Regions from separate parts of the Homo sapiens genome. Here region 1 is linked to region 2. The links are chromatin contacts, found by Hi-C or POLR2A ChIA-PET in ENCODE. All regions are on one chromosome and are shown on one strand. The core of a region is the stretch at or near the end of the contact, and the rest is flanking DNA. Distances in the headings are between cores, read along the strand shown. Region 1 overlaps ADGRL2 (adhesion G protein-coupled receptor L2). Region 2 holds the start of ADGRL2 (adhesion G protein-coupled receptor L2).

Region 1 (6,590 bases), core at 711-3,210, 200 kb before region 2:
TATTAACATCGTCTTTAGTTAACGGACACATCCAAGGTTTGCAATTGGTTTTGTTTTAGATTTGTTATAACTGAAGCTCAAAGCAGTTGATATATGTCCAATGTCCTAGACCATTTAATTGGAGTTCCTGGAACTGGAAGCCAGAGTTCCTTCAACGGCCACACTAGTAAGATGACAATGAACACAGAAAGTCGTCCACCTCTTGAGACATCTATATTGTTCTAGCCTGACTCCGAGGATAGGGACAGAATAAATCCCCGCTTTAGTTTGCCATGATGTGGGACCAACTTTAATAAGTTGTGCCTGCTTTTGTAATTGTTGTTGTTAAGACAGGCTCTCACTCTGTTGCCCAGGCTAGAGTGCAGTGGGGTGACCACGGCTCACTGCAGCCTTGACCTCCTGGGCTAAAGTTATTCTCTTGCCTCAGCTTCCCAAGTAGCTGGGCCCATAGGTGTGAGCCACCATGCCCAGCTAATTTTATCTATGTATCTATGCATCTATCTATCTATGGGCAGGGTCATGCTATACCCAGGCTGGTCTTGAAATCCTGGGCTCAAGCAATCCTCCTGTCTCTGCCTCCCAAAGTGTTAGGATTACAGGCATGAGCCACCATGCCTGGCCTGCTATTTTAGTTATAAAGTTTCATTAAATATTATGTAAACTGATTACATAACTGTGGAAAGGAAAGCATTGTTAAGACAAGTCTTTTCAAAAGACCTAATAGGGATAAAATGCTAAAAATTTACTGCTGAGTTAGATGTGGGCAAGATAACAGAAAAGGATTAGAGAAAAATAATAAAAATGTCACTGTGAATGACACAGGACTAGACTAGACTTGAAATCACCTCTCTGTGTGTGTCCTATTCTCCACCCTGCTCTTCTCTCTGGATTTCTTCTACGTAGCTTCTAAAGCTTCAGGTGGGCTCCTGGCTTGCATGACACTTGCACTACATGCAGGACTGAAATGCGGGAGACTCTTTTTCAATGCTACCATCTTTATGGCCATACCTCAGACTGACTATTGAAAAAGAACATTCAAAGAAAAATAGAAAATAAAACACAGAGGGATCTTTTTATTTTTTAAAGAATATAAAGGCAAAAATAAAAGAAGGAAATTAAAAAGTAGAATTAAGAAGAAATTTAAATATAAATAAACTTGTATTCCAATAAAAATTAAAGGTTAATACTAAAAAATAACATTGTATGAGATTTTTTAAAAAGCATCTGAGGTCAGAAGACAATGAAAGAAGAAACTCACAGACTAATATATACATATATAGTGTATATATATAGGTATATATAGGTGTATACATAGGTATATATAGGTGTATATATAGTTATATATAGGTGTATATATAGGTATATATAGGTGTATATATAGTTATATATAGGTGTATATAGGTGTATATATATAGGTATATATAGGTGTATATAGAGCTGTATATATAGGTGTATATAGAGGTGTATATATAGGTGTATATAGAGGTGTATATATAGAGGTATATATAGAGGTATATATATAGAGGTATATAGAGGTATATATATAGAGGTGTATATATATAGAGGTATATATATATAGAGGTGTGTATATATATGTATATATATAGGTGTATATATATATGCGTGTATATATATATAGGTGTGTGTATATATATATAGGTGTATATATATATATATATATATACACACACACACCAGTAAGAAAAAAGGCTAAATTCATAAAAAGATGATATATAAAAGTAGATGTGATTAAGAACTAGTTTTTAAAATCAAATAAACATTTACAAATCAGGAGAAAATTACTAGAAAAACAAAAAGCTTGAAGAAGAAAGAGAAAGTAAAGAATGCAGGAAGGTAGGCAGGGGCTGGGGACAGAAGTGAATGGCACCAACAGGGCGATTCAGACAGTCCTCACGTGGAGTAGCCAAAAGAGACAGTGTGTGTCTTGGGCAGGAGCCCAGAGTACACAGACTCAAATTCCTTAGGGGCTCTTTTTTACCTCTGTGATGTCCAGACCAGCTATCTCTGGAGCAGTCGGTGTGCATGGCTTTTTGGTGCTAATAACTGCTGTGGAACTCCTGGGGTCTCTAGGTGGGCCTGACTGTCTCCAGAGCCAGAATTGAACAGCGTTTAAGTGTTTGGGATCAAGCATGAAGCTAAATTCGAATTCCCATCCCACCACTCTGTAGTTGGCTAAGTTGAAGAACGTAGGTACTTAGTTTCCTTCTGTGTAATAATATGTACCTTTGTACATTGTGAGAATTAATGCAATAAATCATAAAGGTCAGCATAATGCCTGCCTTAGTGGACTACATTTCCAACCCCCTAACACAGGGAACCACTAACCAGCTTGTCTTTCTGAGCTTCCCTCTTTAACTCCAAGGCCCTGCAGAACATATTTTGGAACAAAACAAAACAGTAATGCTATTTTAGTTCAAACTTTTCACTTTTCAGATTAGATCTCTGGCCAAATGTGAAAGACAGAGTTAAATTATGAAATTTAAAAGCCCTAAACACACACACACACACAAATCATTTACAATTAAAACAATATTAACTTTTAAAAGAATGTAAGGAAACTGGCCGGGCTCAGTGGCTCATGCCTGTAATCCCAGCACTTTGGGAGGCCGAGGCGAGTGGATTGCTTGAGGCAGGGAGTTTGAGACCAGCCTGGCCAACATGGTGAAACACTGTCTCTACTAAAAACACAAAAATTAGCCGGAGCGGTGGTGGGCGCCTGTAATCCCAGCTACTTAGGAGGCTGAGGCAGGAGAATCTCTTGAACCCAGGAGGCGGAGGTTGCAGTGAGCCAAGACCATGCCACTGCATTCTAGCCTGGGCGATAGAGTGAGACTGTCTCCCCCCGCCCAAAAAAAAAAAAAGTAAGGAAACTAAAATTTTCATTTTTCAAATGGCTTTTTAAAAATTTTGCTGTTGTTATAGCTTAGTTGTACAGGGAAATAAAAATCCTCATTGTTTGAGGGTACTGGTCCCACTGCTGACTGGGTAAACCAGCATTCTTTTCAGCTGAGGATTAGAATTTGGATGTCCTAAATCAGAATCTTTTGATTTTTTTTCCCCCACTACAAACTCCCTCCTGATAACCATGTAAGTTATCTCCAAAGGGGGACACATTAGTAACCAATAAACAATTAACTTTACATATGACTGCCACTCAATCTACTGCGCCCACTTCTGCTAAGATTTACCTTTTAGAGGTAAATAGATTATCTTTTACGAGGGGTTTCTTCTTCTGAAACACTTTGACTTATTTAAGTTGACTTCCTTACTTCATTTCCATTTTTCTCTATAGACTCAAAAGCAACAAAAAAACCTTTATGACTGGCAGCAGAGACAGAGTCCATGATCTATAAAGAACATTCTTGGAACTCCAAGTAAAACTAGAGGTGACACATGTTGGTTAAATGCTCAAACTATGCAGTCAAAGATAAATCATTCTAGTGAAGGTTCTGCCACTTACCAGCTGTGAGACCTTGAGCAAACTATTTTTCTTCTTTGCAAAAAATAGATAATTAATACCCTACTCAAAGAACTGAGGATTAAGCGCAATAAAGCAACAACATTTAGTACAGAGCCTGGCATATATTTAAGCATCGGCCAAAAGGTTTAGGTGCTAGCACTTTTATTTCTGTGGTACTGTGCAAAATTAGTTAATGGGACAAAATCATTTAGTCCGAGGTATCTTTAAAAAACTAGACAGCAATCCTTGTTTTGTAGCTCCTTTATTACAGTGGTAAAAGAATTTACTGTATGCTAGTACTACGTTTTGGTTTAAAAGCCATCTATTTATTAAGATTGATATTCAGCAGAAAAACATAAATGAATTTTTCATCTAATCAGTATCGTTGATACCTATCATTATTGTTCCTGAGTGGTTCTATATAGTAGCTGTCAGCCTTTCTAAGAGAATATCAAACCATCCATCGTTTTTGCCTAATAAAATCAAACAAGAAAGCCATGTTGCTGTGATTTCCACAATGCTTTTAAAAAAGCTTACGTCTAACATGTGATTTAAAAATGCTTGCGAAAAACACATTTAGAAAACTATTCATCAATTGATCATTCATCACTAGTCTCTTATGCCCACACAACATTGGCTTGCTTAACTGTGCCTTTTAAAGATTTCTAAGAGATTTTGGTCTTACAGCTTTGATAAGTGTATAATAGAGAAACGTGTGAAAGATTCATGGGGCAGTATTCTTTCCCCACAGCAGGTAAGGTTTTGGTGAGCTCAACTGTATTGTTACCTGTTTTTGTTGTTTCTTATTTCATTGTGATCCATAATGTTAAATGCCAGTATACCTAACAGCATTTCACAATGTTTTAATTCAGAACATTTTCACTAGTAAAAACAACAGGATTTAAAAATCAAACTAGCTTCTGAAGGCTTCTGAGAAACTGAACACTCAGTAAAAGTAATGCCATCAGGAAAAGGAAGACTCCAGAGAAGACTTATTAAGAGCTGAGGAGTGGTCTATTGCTAATATTTGAAAAATGCTTGTAGTACATTTAATTAGCCTAATTACACGGTGCACTTACAGCTTATTAATGCCCTCTGACAGAGATATGTTATGCTGGCCTTGAAAACTCAGTGGCCATAGTGCCTTGAAATGAACTTGGATAACTTCCAGGAGTTCCCATTGGTCCCATACGTTGTATAAGGCATCAGTAATATGTATAAAGTACATTTTGGTTAAAAATGTGGTATCTTTCCTTTTTTTTTACTGTTAGGAGATGGAGTCTCACTCTGTCACCTAGGCTGGAGTGCAGTGGCGTGATCCCCGCTCATTGCAACCTCTGCCTCCCAGGTTCAATCAATTCTCCTGCCTCAGCCTCCTGAGCAGCTGGGATTACAGGTGCATGCCACCACGCCCAGCTAGTTTTGTATTTTAGTAGAGACGGGGTTTCACCATGTTAGCCATGCTGGTCTCAAACTCCCGCACTCAGATGATCCGCCCGCCTCAGCTTCCCATAGTGCTGGGATTACATGTGCATGCCACCACGCCCAGCTAGTTTTGTATTTTAGTAGAGACGGGGTTTCACCACGTTAGCCATGCTGGTCTCAAACTCCCCAACTCAGATGATCCGCCCGCCTCAGCTTCCCATAGTGCTGGGATTACAGGCGTGAGCCACTGCGCCGGGTCCAATATCCTTCTTAAACATTCAAAAATTTCTGCTTGGTGCATTTAACTAACACAATACATTTCTACAATCATTTGCAGAAAGAATAAAACTGACATAACCGAAAGTTCTAATTCCAAACCATTCAAATAATAATTAAGGCTGTCACGAATTAATCTCCAAACCCATTACCATTCACTCATTCTTTATAATGCTTCCAGTCTCCCTATACATGCTGTTTAAGGACTACTCCCAATCAACTTGGTGCTCACTAGCAGGAAGCATACGATATGGCATTTTCACCAAAAAAAAAAAAAACACAAAACTAATTTTATTATGCTGAGAAGTAATTCTCATCTACATTCAACACGCCAGTAACTTTCCATACTGACATTTGAGATTTAATGAAATAATTTCGGGGAAAGAGAATTAGCTGGAACACAGGATTGTGTAAACTCTAGGTACTAAGCTTTATTTGTAAAATACTGCAGGAAGGACTGCCTTTAAAGATATCAGTATGGAGAAAATACAAAGAGCTATTTTCATTTCAAAAATTCAACTAGTGTGAATTTCTCCAAGTTTTTCTACTTAGAAGGTTGTAACTTACTGAGTTAAAATTGTTTACAAAACTCCCTGTCCCACAAGAGGACATTAAAAGGTCAGTTTTAAGCTTGAGGTTCAATGTTGAATTGAAGGAAAGATACATTTTCTCTTTTCTCATTGAAATAAATACATAAAGCATAGTAAATACATCCATAAAACAAGTGCATGTTAATTTTTTTTTGAAATTTAGCAATAAATTTGTGCATGATGCTTCTCTTCTTTTTGGGGAGAAGACAGTGATTTTCTGTCAAATAATGTTTTACTGGTTAAAATATTATATGTCACTGCCCTCAAATGTGGATGAGTGGAAATCGAGGACATATTTAAGTGATTTATAGATTTGTATGGATTCTCTTCCACATAAATGAATATAAACACCTCTAAGACAAAAATATATAAATGGATAAACTATAAGTGGGTCTTGTGTGTGTGTGTGTTTTGCAAATAGAACGGCCTTTTTTAAAAAACAAGAGGTCAATCTGGACTAACCTGTAACAAGTCACATATAAAACAAATGTACACAAACATCCTTATTATGAATAGACTAATGCTGGGCGCAGTGACTCACACCTCTAATCCCAACACTTTGAGGGGCCCAACTGGGAGGACTGCTTGAGACCAGGAGTTGGAGACCAGTCTGGCCAACAAGATAACGTTTATTATTATTATTATTATTTTTAATAAAGACAGAGTGAATGTCTCTAGGAAGAACTTTAAAAATGTGACTTTATAAGTTCACAGTTGTGACTATCACAAAGAGAAACAATCAAGAATGTGAAAACTGTACATTCAGGTGAAGTCTAGGCAGACCCAAAGAAACTGGGTTAATAAATACAATAACGCAT
Region 2 (6,051 bases), core at 3,381-5,880:
GTTAGGCAATTAATGATAGTTTTTCCCCTCTGAAATTGTTATATTGGAATTCATTTTCATTAATAAAATAAAAGCAAGGAGTTTGAACATTAGTAAATGAAAGGTTATCAATTCATATTCAAAAGCAACCAAACATCTAAGGTAAAACTATAAAAAATATGAGCTTACATCTCCAAAAAAGTCTCCCCTGAAATTCATTTCCATCTTAGAATTAAGTTTTGTAAATTCTTAAGTCAAATAAATAAAACTAATTCTTCCCAAGAAATTGAAGATAAAAGTTCCCCCTTGACCCATCTGCACTTGATAACTAACCCAAATGACCCAAGCACTTGTTCTTTTTTTCATTCATGGATATTGAATTGTTAAAAGAAATTCAAAGATATGTTCTCTCTGTAAACATAAAAAAGCAAGAACAAATAAACTATATTTTTTAAAATAAACCAACTGAATACTAGAGTTTACTGTTTGACAAGATACAAAAATTTTGAAACAAAACAATATTTAAACAGAATTATCTATTTAAATAGAATTCACAAAAATTTGAATCTTCACTTAAAAAAAACTTTTCCAAGCTTCTTTTTGCAACAGAAGTTGTGTCAAGTTCATTTGAGGTTTTAATTTTCAGCATCCTCCGCTGACTTTTTCCCTATTTATTTAGCACATAAAAAACAGTTACCTACGTGTACAAATGAGTCTTTTAATCACAAAATTTCTATTGTTTTAGAGACTAATTAAAAACTAATTAAGTGGCCTTTTCATTTTACTAATAAAACAAAGTGTAGTTCCTAAAAAAGCATTAAGTTAGAAGGAAAGGCTTTCTCACTCTCTCTTACACTGAAGGGACCCCAAAAGACAGGCAACAGTGACTATCATAAAACAAAAGGTCACTCTTTTTCTAGGAACAAACCATTTATCAATAGAAAATAATTGTCTTGCCATTTGCAAGGGCTCCACAGCAATAGACAATGTTTTTGGCCCACATAACTACAAAACAGTAAAAGTTCAGAAACACAGCCTGAATCCACCTCCCTATTTTTACCCTTTACAATTCTCATTGCCCTTTGGGCCTCCGCTTGGAAGCAAAAGGAAGACAGGCTGAAGTTTTCTCAATTGAGCTAAAGCTAAGAAACCTTTGATATGCTAATAGTCCCCTTCAAACGGTAAGAATTCACACTTGCATTAATTCAAACAATTTGTGCAGAATGATGTGAAATGGCACCTCTTTTAGAGGCAAACAACAAAAGGAGAGAATCGGAATGTCTGAAGAAACTAAACAACAGAACATTTGTTCTGTAGTATTCTTTCTATTATGCATAAATTTATGGAAGGGTGGAGGGAGAGACAACAAAACGTTCCATAACACACCTGGACAGAAGTAAATTTTCTTTTAAAGGGTTTCTCAAGTATTACGAAGATACAAAATTTAAAGTTACAAAGTACCCTTAGTTAGGTCAAAACAGTCCCATCACAAGTTGGAATGTTGCCACAGATGAGTACCAAAACTATTCTATTTTTCTGCTCTGGATGCATATTGCCTCTTTAGTGCCTATTTTCTAAGGTTTGCCCAAGATCAAACCTGACTTAGCAAGAGACAACCTAACAGGTAATTATTTACCAAAGGATGTGACTTTCTTCATTGTGCAACTTCGTTGAGCAAAGAGCAAACTCGGTGGGACCCGTTCCACACATAAATAGTGACAGAGAAATGAATGAATCAACTACGTCCGTTAAATCTATGCCTCTGGAAAGGGGAAGAGAAGTGCACGTACTGAAAGAATGCAGAATAAAATCAAAGAATTGAGGGCGGGGTGGGGAAGAGAGTGCCTTAGAACCTGGCCTTTGTAACGGGAACCATATGGTTGGTAGCTGCAGCTCAGACGCTCCCAGGCTGCTTGGGAGAAGCTGCTAAGCAGCCTGACACCTTTCAAGAAACAGGAGGAAAACATTCCCTCGGTCGGAATCTGAGACAACAGTTTGTATCGGGAAGAACGGAATGGAGGGCGGGGAGAGGGAGAAAAGATGAGGAGGAGGAGTCCCTAAAAAGAGAAAGGCTATGATAGATACCGCAGGACTTGTCCCTCCCAACTATTCTTTGAGAGCACAGAGTGAACAGAGGATTGGAGGGGGGGAAAAAAAGCCTCCACTCAGCGACACTTTAGCATTAAGTAAAGCTTCCAGTATTCTCCCCTCACCCCCACCCCGCAGTCTGGCGAAAGGAACAAACTTTACGGGTCCCAAGCGCAGAAGTCTCGCAGGCGCACCTCCACACTGCTGGGGCGCTTCCATGGTTTGGCTCGCCCTCGCCCCCTCTGCCTGAGGGTCGCCCCAGCCAATCAAGGAGCCCACGCTCGGGCAGCGCGGGGGTCTCCCCTTCCCTCGCGCTCCTCCCACGCCTTTCTCTCGTCGCCACTCCCCAGTGGCACCCCCATCCCACAAACCAAGCTCCCGAGGCTCCCTGCCCCACAGCCACTCCAGCAGCATACACTCCGTAACTTCTCCCGCAGGCCCAACGCGGCCCGCTGCTGCCCTCTCACTGCGGCTCCGGGAGGCTCTCTGCCCTCCCCGTGGCCCGCCGGGTCCCCGGCCCCTGCACCCTCCCGACCCACGAGGCCGCCCTGGCAGCAGCAGCCCCGCCGCTCCCAATCGTAGCCAGTCCCGGCGGCGGCCCGACCACATCTGGCTGCGCTTTACTGTCATCCTCGCCTCCCCACACCACCTAACCACTGACGAGAAGGAACAGCAACCCTCAAAAACTCGTCCAAGCCCTCCCCCACCGTCCACTTCCCCCGAACTCGCTCCAGCCGCTCAGCCTCCCCGCTCCACTTACAGTGCGGGACCGGAGGGCAAAGCGGGCGGGACGCTGGGGTGGCCCCGGGCCCCAGCGCCCGGAGCAAATAAGCTCCGCCGAGGACGCGCTTCACACTCCTCCTCCCCAGGCCCCCAGTGAAAGGACGGGCGGAACCTTGCGACCCCAAGCTTTTATGAAATTAAAAAATGCATGGCTACGGGAGCCTCATCCTAACCCCCTTGCCAGCGCCCCCGGCAACTAGACTGATGCCTGGAGAGCGTTACAATGGCTCCACGAGAAAAGGAGAAGCCGGCTGGACCGGACTGAGAGTTCTGCGGATCGATTTCCAAGAGGAGATTGGGGGGAGGGAGCGAGCAGCCCGAGCGAGCGCGGGTCTCCCCCTGGGCCAGCCGAACAGCAACAGCCGAGCCCCATTAACCCGCGGCTCCCTGCGCCTCCAGCATCCACCCCCGGACTGGAGGCGCAAAGCAAACAGGTCTCCGAAGCTGGGCACAGAGGCACATTGTTCGCTCCTGCGGCTCTTACCTCCGTCTGCGAGCGCGCCCCGAGGGAGGGCCGTCTGGCGTGGGGGCCGCGCGGGGACAGGCGCGGAGGGCAGCGGCTACCCCGGCCGGAGAGGGCCGAGGCCGGCCGCGAGCGGGTCCTCGGCCGCCGAGTCCGCGCGGGAGGCAGCGCCGCAGCTCCCCGGCCGGACACGGCGCCGCAGCTCGGCGCGTCCTCCTGCTCGGCCGCCGCCGCCTCCAGCCGAGCAGCCAGCGCCGGGCGGCTCCTGGGGTTAAGTCAACATTTTCCCGCAGTTTCCCACACGCCGCTCTTCGAGAGAGGTCTTTCACACACACGCACACACCCCCAGACCGCACGCTCCCTTAGGAAAAAAAAATCGGGAATCAGAGCGAAAGGGGTGGTGGAAGCAAAAGCCTGACAGAGGTGCGCAGACTTGGGAGTCCCTTCGAAGCGACGGGCGGGAGGGCGCCGGGGGCGCGAGGCCAACTCAGTTTGTCAGGCGAAGCCCCTCAGCCCCCCGAGCGCCCGGCCGGAATAGCATCCCTCGCGCCGACCCTGCGGCCTGGGGCGGGAGGCGGCGGCGACCCCTCCTCACATTTCGGATCTCCCGGCCGGGGCTGAGCGGTGGCCGCTGCCCCAAGGAAGGCTGGCGGCGCAGACTCGGGCTCGGGGAAGCAAGGAGTAGCCGGGAAGAGCCACGCCACACACAGCAGCGGAGGGGAGATGCCCCCCAACAATCCCAAGGAATTCTCTGGTAAGCTCCCGATTTCGCCCCAGCACCTCTGCGTGTGTGTGAGCGGAGAGAGAGTGAGAGGGAGCGAGAGGGAGAGAGAGAGAGACGGGGGAATGCGAAGTCCTGACACAGACTCTCCGCGAGGTCTGAACTGGAGTCACCTCCAGCCTCCTCCTCCTCCTTCCCCCAAATCCGCCCTCCCCGCCAGTTGGGCTAATCATATAAACATACTAGCGTGTACAGCGTCAAAGGACAAATCTCTCCCTCCTGAGTTTTCCAGCAAGGGGCTCGGGCAAACTCAAAAGAAGATTACAGGCAGCTAAGTACAAAACGTGGAGCAGATAATCTATAACTCATTGTCGCCCAATGGCCGTTTTCCACTCCATTTGAGCAGCTGCTGCGGCTGTGCGCCCAAGCGGCGGGGAGGAGGAGCGAAAGGGGATACTTACGGGCTCGAGCCCTTCGGACGGCGGTGGCGGTGGCCAAGCAGCCGCCCGAGGACCAGGCCGGCCCCGGCTCCGCCGGCGGGGCGGCCGCAGGGCTGTCCGGGCGGCGGTGGCGGCGAGGGACGCGCGCGCACGGCCGTGGAACGCGCCCCGGAGGCGGCCTGCGCCAGCTCGCGCCCCTCCCCTTCTCTCCCCTCCCAGTCGGTTCGCGCTCCCCCTACCCCCAGGTCCCCGAGCTCTGCCTCCAGCTCCCCCCATTAACACACCCATTCAACCGCTAACCCCTAGCCCACCCCCAAACTCCACTCACTGCGCGCTGGGTCCTCCGCGCGCTCCGCCGGCGCGCGCTCTCCATCCTGTCCACACACATGCACTTTAAAAACATTTATTTTATTTCTGGAGTGGGTGAAGAGTATTTGGGAGAGCGCCGCGAAGCGCGGCGCTCCGAGGCTGAGCGCAGGGGGATGACCAGCGGCTCGGGGCCCCCTCCCCTCTAGGCCCAGGAGCTTGCTCCCGGCCTGGACTTCGGAGAGGCGCCCGGGATGCGTCTTTCACCCACCCCGTCTCCAGGTTTTCTCTTTTCTCCACGCACCGAGCCAGAGGCCCCGAAACTTTTAGTTTCCGTAGCCCTCCTTTTGTGTAACTGCATGGAGGAGAAAGAACGTCTGTTCGCCGCGGCTGCCTCCGTCCGGCTGCGGCGCGCGGGGGACGCTCCAGGGTTAATGCGTCTTTGATACCTGAGATTTCCGGCGCGCTCGTTAATGAAAGTTACATTTTTTTAAATTGCGATGATTTTTTTCTTTGTAGTTACGTAGAGCCAGCTAAACTTTGACTTTATTGACTATATTTCACAAGAGCGTTTTGTTTGTTTTTGATTAAACTCACCAGGATAAGCAAAGGAAGGAAAGGAGACTACAAGGCTCTTTACTCTCAAGTATAGTCACAGAGCTGTTAGGTCTGTTTCCCTCATTTCCTTACATTGAAACTGCCTTTGCTCTTGTCCTCTGAACACACTTCCTTGCCCCTCTCGGTTGGCAATGTCAGCAAACAGCCAGGCAGAGCCTACGATGGACCTAAGCTGAAAGGAACAGAGCAGGACAGGGCGAATCACGCTGGAAAAACGTTTAAAAGCCAGTTAAGTGTCCTGTGCATGCCACAAAATTCAAACATGGATTTTTTTTTTATTGCAAAATTTCTGAGCTGGAAGCAGCTATGTTTTCAGATGTATTTGTAAACCACTGATTCTACTAATGAATGCAGCCATCAATTAAATAAGCATATTTACCTTTTTTTCAAGAAAAAAATGATTCTCCAATATTTAAAACCTAGAAAGTAGGATAAAACTTAAGCTGCTTTGCTTTCAGAAACAATAGGTACTTTTTGGTGCTGCAGGAATGTTGCAAGCATCATACTTCAGGAATCATTCCAAACAATGTTATTAATATGTCAACAGCAGATTGTTCAAAATACATGAAGATCCTAAATACCTATCAGTATTTTGTCAGAAAGCCAGATAGGTGTAGTACTAAAGTAAATCCAATCCAACTACTGGTCAAGTT

What was found. Hi-C counts contacts between places; a loop is a spot of excess contacts on that map. ChIA-PET counts read pairs that join two places held with the same protein, here RNA polymerase II (POLR2A). Pooled maps may share reads with other maps.
Region 1: a loop to region 2 is called in a map of esophagus muscularis mucosa, with 2.8 times the contacts of the local background. The contact joins the enhancer-like site here to the promoter of ADGRL2 in region 2. A Hi-C loop is called at or near these places in 5 of 168 maps with a recorded cell type or tissue (ascending aorta, endothelial cell of umbilical vein, esophagus muscularis mucosa and 2 more) and 2 of 50 pooled maps. POLR2A ChIA-PET finds 5 or more read pairs at or near these places in 1 of 52 experiments (WTC11).

Annotation. Positions count from the first base shown.
Region 1 is chr1:81,993,726-82,000,315 of GRCh38, reverse strand. ADGRL2 (adhesion G protein-coupled receptor L2) reads right to left here. Exons shown (of 24, transcript NM_001366006.2): 24 at 6,384-6,590. Among named protein-coding and RNA genes, the nearest start is that of ADGRL2, 200 kb to the right of the region's middle. Within about 2 kb of position 1,960, at least 3 of the 41 ENCODE cell types and tissues checked have a DNase peak (open chromatin) inside an H3K27ac peak, as active enhancers do.
Region 2 is chr1:81,799,513-81,805,563 of GRCh38, reverse strand. It overlaps ADGRL2 (adhesion G protein-coupled receptor L2), which reads right to left and starts at 4,630. Exons shown (of 24, transcript NM_001366006.2): 1 at 4,496-4,630. RefSeq lists an enhancer at 864-1,506.